Regions from separate parts of the Homo sapiens genome. Here region 2 is linked to region 1. The links are chromatin contacts, found by Hi-C or POLR2A ChIA-PET in ENCODE. All regions are on one chromosome and are shown on one strand. Each heading gives the region's core, a stretch centred on a gene start or an enhancer-like site at or near the end of the contact. The rest is flanking DNA. Distances are from core to core; before and after follow the strand shown.

Region 1 (3,848 bases), core at 689-3,188:
TGACTGATCAGTACTTAGGATCCTTAAGTTGTTTTCCTTTGTCTTGGTGGATGACTTTAATGCGCCACCCTCCTACCCTATCTGGTACCTAGTGAGTGGCCTAGATGTTAATGAAGAGACATGAGCTATTTTTTTTTTTTAAGTAACTTTTAAAAATTGACAAAAGTTACATGTATGTATTATCTAAAACATGATTTGGAATACGTATACATTTAGAACATAAGGTTTTAGAATATGATTTATGAGAATGCATAAATCAGTCTAATTGACATATGTATTACCTCAATACTTTTTTTTTTTTGTGATAACATTTAAAGTTTCCCCTCTTAGCAACTTCAAAGAGATTTAATCTTATTGGCAGCCAGTTGAACGGTATAGATCAAGCCTATGACTTTCTCACCTGGAAAATCAGTCACAAAAAATGTTTCAGATGCCTTCAGGAAGAGATACAAGAAGAGTCTCCTTTGCTAAATGCCAGGAATATCAAATCTTGGACTTCAGAGACTGGCCATATAAGGAAAGAGATTTTTATAGACAAAGAGGGTTGAAGTAAAATAATGGGATAGAATAAGCATATTAAGCTGGATAAGTGTTATGTAATCCTAGGTCATCTCTTAATGGCCATGTCCTTGACATTGTTGCATTAAGAATGAGAGCTCGGAGAAATAGTCCATGTGTTGGCATGCTAGTCTCTAAGTTAGAATAGATGTGATCACAAATCATGAGTGCTCTTAAAGGGTGGATCCTGCATTCACTCATCCACTTCTGCCTTCATTCAGGCTCAAGCAAGTGGTGGTGACTTTGGAAAGATAAGGAGAGAAAAGGAAGGACAAAAAAGGAAAAAGGGAGTAAAACCAGACTGGGGAAGTGGGCAGCAGGGATACTTGGGCAAATTCAGAGTGCATAGTATTTGTACATGTACATGCATATTGTATTTATAATACTAAGAGCTATGTAAACTGTAAAATACTATTTCAGGAAAGAGTATAGTATGCTAGAAAGAGAATTTCTGACTAGGTGGTGTGGATTCAGCTTTCTCAGCTCTACCATTACCCTAAGTGTGTAACCTTATGAAAGTGTTAGAATCTGAAATAATCGCTATTCTATTAATACTTCTCTGGCTTTCCTTCCTGATTAAGATCATGCTAAGTTTGAAAACACTTTGTGCGTGCTCATATGCTGTATACATGTTGTTATTGTTTTTATACTGTTAATTATTTCTCTTCATCTAAAGTATTGCCTACCAGAAACTTTATCGAGAGGAAAAAATTTGTACCCAAGAACACACACATTATGATTAAGAGAAGTTAGAGTTAAATTAAATAGCCAATTTAAATAGAGCCAATTTGGCTCTCATCCCTAGGCTTTATAAAAGAGACAGTGGCAGCCTTGTGGGTGAGGGGAATGTGGACCTAATTACTCATTTAATTTAATCATTCATCCCTTTAACTCCTTTAAAACCTGACTTTTATAGGTCGATTATATAATGTGTGTGAGCACAGTGTTTCTCTTTGAATGAAAAACCCTGTTGAATGGCTTTACAAAAAGAAGATTTTGATATATTCATAGTAATAAACTTGGTTTGCATTTCTCTGAGGCTTATGGTCTTCAACTTCTGACCAAGTTAGTGAAGGGCTGCTATAACTACCAGATGGCAGTCTTTTCTGATCCAGTGTTAGATGCCAACAGACTAATAGCAGAATAGATGTAAGCAGAATTCAAGCACAGCATTTGAAGTATTGTTTAAATTGGTCATCTAGCAAATTTAATATAAAGAGGATAAAGAGAATATGTTCATGTCGCCATACAATTGTTTGGTTCTCAGGGCAGTCCCAGAATGCATCTTTAGTTTGTGTTCCATGTAAAATGCAGGGTACAGGGATATTTTGCCAAGTGCTGGTTTGAAATTTACTTGGGATCCATCCAGCTGGCAGATCAGCTGTGCTAATCAGATGGGCCCGTTTCTGGGGAATGGGATTTCATAGAGGGAGCAGTGTTCTTGAAGTATAGTTACTTAAAAACCAGTTAATTTTTAATTTAAAAATTCTCATAAGTGCTATATTAAAATGTATATAGTGCAAGTATTATGTATATAGTGCAAATACTTTGTGCATTCTTGTAAATAATAAATAGGGACAATAAAGTCATTGTGCTATACTCAGCTGCCTTTAATTTCTATTTTGAATCTCTGGGACCGTAATTTGCTAGTTGCCTGCAGTGTTTATTAGGATTAACTCATCTGCATTTCCCACTAATGTAGATCATTAGTTCTAAGAGATTTCTCAGGATAAATAGTGCCAAATATGTTTGGGAAACTACTTTCTGTACCATCTCTTAAAGGTTTATATTGTACCTTAGCATAGCAAAGACTGAGAAGTACAGCAATTAAGTACAGGGTTTGCTTTGTTTTGTTAAAACTCAGTGTGTCTCAAGTATGTCACTAGACCACAGAAATCAGTCTCTAGTTCCATCCCGTGGAGCTCCTGTTTCTTAGAACACTCTTAGGGAAAACACTGCCCTTAAGTTATGAGTTAACAAATCTCTAGAGTTTATTTTTTTGATTACATTTTGGAACTACTACAATTAAAATTTGTAGTTACAAATATCTCAGCCTAGGGGATATAATGCTTTTGTTTTAAAAATCAGTATTCATAAGGTCATTTTACATAGAAATGTTAATTTCTATGGGGTATGTCTTTGAATTGATATTGACATATATCTTGGGACATTTTGGTATTTTGTAAATATAATTTTCCTTTTGTTTCAAAAAATTACATTTTTTGATAAACAAGATAATTTCTTTAGCAAGTATTTTATAATTTAAAATTATATTTTTTCATTAATAAAATAAAATATAATTATTTTAAATTCAACTGTAAGATAAATGTTTTAGTAGCAATTAAACTAGTCTGTAATTCTCATTTGAGCTGAAAGGAAAACCAAAGATTTCAATAGTCCAAGATACTGCCATGTAATCAGTTATTAAATGGGGCTTTGAGACTCTCAACCTAGACAATCATACTCTAAAGATAAGCAAATTACTTACGTATACCAGTCTACTGTTTATATTCTCTAATCTGAATATAAAGGGTTTTAAACATTTCTTTGCTTTCCATGAATTCCTTAAAAATGACATCTGAGAATGTTTTTTAAAAAATGTTATATCTAAATGTGGATCTTGAATCATCCCCAGGTTGTAAAACAGGAAAGTTGTGTCGTTTTGTGAGTAATAGGAAATACTAAGTATAGACAAGCTTCTAAGTGTAAGCCAATGCATACATTAAGTAAATTAAACCAAAAAAGATTAACCAGCCATGTTTCAGGTTTTGGAACATGTAATGTATAAATGTAACCTACTAGAAAAATAGTTCTTTGCCATTAACCCTCAAACCAAATCATGAGACAATTTTTTCAGTTGCATTTGGAAGACCATGTTTGTTAGCTTTGGCTTACCATTTGCTGAATAAATAAAAATGGCATGTTTAATGCTAAGTAGTATTTATAACCAGACCATCAAACACCAAGTGGAATTCTGAGGGAGGGATTCTTTCATATTGAAATATAAAATAAACGTTTTGTCCTTAGGGTTTCATTAGATGGTACAAGATCTGTAAGGTAATGAGCTCATCCATTTCTCATCATTATGTCAGCGCCCCCTTGCTGCTATACCTTCATTGATATTCCCTTTCCACCCTCTGCTCTATCACCAACCCCATCTATCTGCATCCCATGTTTTAAAGAAATTACAGGTAAAGGGAATAAACTCACTAGAACAGCCTTTATTCTGAAGAATATTGCTTGGTGAGGAAGCCTAATGATTAGAGTGATAACTGACTCCATCAGGAAGC
Region 2 (3,848 bases), core at 487-2,986, 76 kb before region 1:
AATAGGTTTTTCCAAATTTGGGGATTGTTTATTCTCTTTTGTTTCTGCTTATAAACTGGCCAATTATTGCCAGGGAATGTATTTTTCTAGTAATAAAGTGCAATAAGCAGCAAATAACTCAACTGTAACACACAACAATGTTCTATCTCTTTATAATGGCTTTCCCTAGAGTTACAGGGACAGCAGATATTTGCTTGGCCTTCCAAATAGTTTTAAGAACTATTTTGCCACGGCATAACACAGGTCACCATTTCTTCAGCCTATTCTGTTTTCTTGCTTCCCATGGCACAACTACTGAGTGCTACATATTATGATTATTTCATACATTAGCACTCTTTCTGACACTGACTTCTTTACTACTTAAGGTAAGTAAACTGCTGTTGAAAATAAATCAAAAATGTATAATGACTCAAACACAATAGAAATTTATTTCCTTCCCACGTAACAGTCTGAGGCAGTTGTTCCTGGTCATTAAGTGGGTCCACTTCACACAGTGATTCAGGAATCAGACTGCCTTACCCTGTGGCTCTGCCACTCCTAAAACTTCTTCATCATCTGCATTCAGCTGCAGAAGGTAAAGAATGTGAAGGGGCATACCTGTTTATTACAAGTTTTGACCTAGAAAGGGTCCACATAACTTCCACCTAGGTTCTTTTAGCAAGAACTCAGTCATATGGCCATATCCAATTACAAGAGAAGCCAGAAGGTACATCCCCCGCTGAACAGCCATTTTCCAACAACAACTCTATGTAGTTAACAGGGGTAGGCAAGCTATAGCTGGCTGGCTGAATCCAGCCCAGTGTCTGTTTTTGTAAATAAAGTTTTATTGAAACACAGCCATGCTCATTCATTTATGTATTATCTATGGCTGTTTTCACACTATAATAGCAGAGCTGAGTAGCTGCAACAGAAACCACACAGTCCACAAATCCTAAAATCTTTTTTCTCTGGCACCTTGACGGAAAAAATGTGTTGACCCTTGCTTTATGCTATGGAGGCTGGAACTGTTGTTGCCATCTTGCCACCACAAGGGGGAGTTTGGAACTACTGGGGCCCACAACATGGAGGCTTAAAATGAAGCCAATCAAAGAGAAGGCAGAGCCTAGAGATGGAGAGAGACCAAGCCCTGATGACCTCATTTGAGCCTTGAAGCCCCACTCCTGAAGCCAGCTAGCCTTGGGCTTTTTTGTTGATTCAATACAGTTCATTCTTCACTTAAACCAATTTGAATTGGGTTTCCTGTCCCAACAGAAAGGGCCCTAATTGATAACCTCTCCTACTTTAGCAATAGCAGGCAACATGAGAGGGAGTGATATTTGTCTTATACTCAAAGCATAGTGATGAAACTTCAGTCTGATTTAGTACACCAATGGGTCGGACACGGACCATGCACAAGTGCTACTGAGGTGTAAAACCAACATGTGACATTTCCCCAGTTTAGCCCTGCAAGCTCTTGAGACACTGCTCACCGAAAGCTTCTTATGAATATTTCATGTTTCTGTCTGAGTCGATCAAATTTCTCAAAGCAGTTGAGGTGAGAGTGAAAGGCAGGGGTTCAATGAAGCAGCTGCTTAATGATTCCCTAAGTCTTGGGAGACCCTGGATAAAATTTGGCCAAGAAATAAAGGCAGAGATTTTTTCAGTCCAACCTGTCCTGGAAAGGCACTGTGTCATCTCACGCAATGAAACATAATAGCCAGTCTCTCTTCCAGGCCGAGCTCTCGGAGCTCTCTGCAGGTGCACTGGCAGAGCCTGGAAAGGTTGGCAAAGGCCAGGTGGCTTTGTTCCCCTGCTGCCTCCTCTTTAGAAGTTGCTCATTACAGAGCAGGACGGTGGTGTTATATAACACAAGCTCAGCCTGATTCCACTAGAGTACAAGGGAGAGGAAAATGTCTAAATGTCTTAAACACACTGCAGACTGAGACCATATATAGGACTCTTTAGACATTGACAGACGGGCAATGCATTGAAGTCATAATACACCCTAGACTTCCTGTACAGTGCCCCTTATAAACGCAAGCACTTGTTATATGATAAGAGTCTTCTAGAGTAGAGCCAACAACAGCAAAGCCTGTATTTCTAATAATTCTTGGGGTTGGCCAAGCAATCTCTTTCCATGGATCTCCAAGAGCTTTGCAAACATTTGCTGTGAAGAAACCTCACACACACACACACACACCCATATTTTTAAAAATCACCCTTGTGAATAAGGGTGATTATACACACTCCCATTTAATTAACAAACATGTCCTCTTGTAACCACATGCCTCCTGTGACATGAATAAGACATTCAACACCCAGGAGGTGGAAATGAGTCCTGCTGTTTTTTAACCCTTTGTAAAAGTATGAGAACACTGTATAAAGGAGGTGGTTTCTGAGCAGAGGTATGTAGGACAAGAATGCTGTAAGCCATGGAAGCACCGAAAGGCAGAAGCCCTGGAGGCTGTGAGCATGTAAACAGTCATGCCTGTACAAAGCTGAGCTCAGTCATACCTGTCCAGGTCCCTCTGGGTCAATCTATGAAGTCTCGGAGTTGGAAGAAGATCAGAGGAAGTTTTATTCAGGGAAATAAATGGTAGCCAAGGCCAAAAAGAAAGTTTAAATAATGGTCATCTAGGTGAAAAGCACAAGGTTGAAGCTAGAAATATAGAGCTGAGGGGTGAGGCAAACACAGAAAAATAAGCCAGAACTGAGGTCAGGTAGGGAGGTCAAGGGCAAGGTGAGCCAGGGCAAATGGCTGTAGCTAGAGAAAAAGAGAGATTTATTTTTTTTTAATTGGCTCATGCAATTGTGGAGGCTGGCAAGTCTGAAATCCATACAGCATGCTAGCAAACTGGAACTTCAAATGAGAATCATGTTGCAGGCTTCTGCCTAAAATTTTAGAGCAGGCCAACAGAATTTCAACACAGGCAAGATTTCTATGTTGCAGCCTAGAGGCAGAATTTCTTCTTCCGCAGGAACCCTCAGTTGTTACTCTGAAAGCCTTCAACTGGATTGGATGAGGCTCGCCTGCATTACGGAGGGTCATCCACTTTACTTTACTTACAGTCAACTGATTATGAATGTTAACCACATCTACAAAATACCTTCACAGCAACATCTAGACTAGTGTCTGACCAAACAACTGAGACCATAGCCTAGTCAGTTGACACACAAAATTAACCATCGTGGGGTGTTTAAAGATGCCAACAGACCAAAGTGTTTACGAAATTCCTTACTCATAGAGATGTAGGGCTAGAAGATACTCTATAGGTAAGGAATCTAAGAACTGGTCCTTAGATTCCTTATCTATAGAGTATAGATGAAGAGAGTATGGTGGAAAGTGATACCTGGATCACCCAAAAGATGGCAAGGACGTAGGCCTCCTAAACCCCGTCCTGTGCTTTTTCAAACTCTGGATCTAGATATCCTAAGCCCCAGTGTGCCAACTCCCACGCGGTTTCTTCTTTGATCAAACTTGGTTGGGTACAAAAACAGCCATGTGTCTTTAAATTTGTGCCAGCTAGATCACATTCTAGTCATCCAAATATCTATTTCTTCAATAACCTTGGGAGGAAGTTAGGGATAGCAGAAGGCTAAGGACAACAACAAAATGCAAAAGTTTCCAAGAGACTGGAAAACATATGTGGAGTTGGAGCCTTGCCCTTGTGGGTTTTATTTCGGAGCCATCTACATCTAGCCAGCAATTACTTTGGGAATTCTCATTTGCACCTATGTTCTTCTATTTGCAAAACTTGAGTTACATCAAGATGGGCCTGCCTATCAAGAAAGGGCTGTTCACTTTTCCGTTCGTTAGGCCTAAAATGGCGAAATCAGCTTGTTTTTGACTTTTTGTGAATGAAATAATA

Evidence for each region. Hi-C counts contacts between places; a loop is a spot of excess contacts on that map. ChIA-PET counts read pairs that join two places held with the same protein, here RNA polymerase II (POLR2A). Pooled maps may share reads with other maps.
Region 2: a loop to region 1 is called in a map with no recorded cell type, with 6 times the contacts of the local background. The contact joins two enhancer-like sites. A Hi-C loop is called at or near these places in 7 of 37 single-sample maps with no recorded cell type and 6 of 50 pooled maps. POLR2A ChIA-PET finds 5 or more read pairs at or near these places in 2 of 52 experiments (GM10248 and activated naive CD4-positive, alpha-beta T cell).

Annotation. Positions count from the first base shown.
Region 1 is chr10:110,031,618-110,035,465 of GRCh38, forward strand. The region is part of intron 1 of ADD3 (adducin 3); the gene reads left to right. Among named protein-coding and RNA genes, the nearest start is that of ADD3-AS1, 25 kb to the left of the region's middle. RefSeq lists a silencer at 534-828. Within about 2 kb of position 1,939, at least 2 of the 41 ENCODE cell types and tissues checked have a DNase peak (open chromatin) inside an H3K27ac peak, as active enhancers do.
Region 2 is chr10:109,955,820-109,959,667 of GRCh38, forward strand. The region is part of intron 2 of ADD3-AS1 (ADD3 antisense RNA 1); the gene reads right to left. Among named protein-coding and RNA genes, the nearest start is that of XPNPEP1, 34 kb to the left of the region's middle. RefSeq lists enhancers at 781-830, 1,081-1,210. Within about 2 kb of position 1,737, at least 4 of the 41 ENCODE cell types and tissues checked have a DNase peak (open chromatin) inside an H3K27ac peak, as active enhancers do.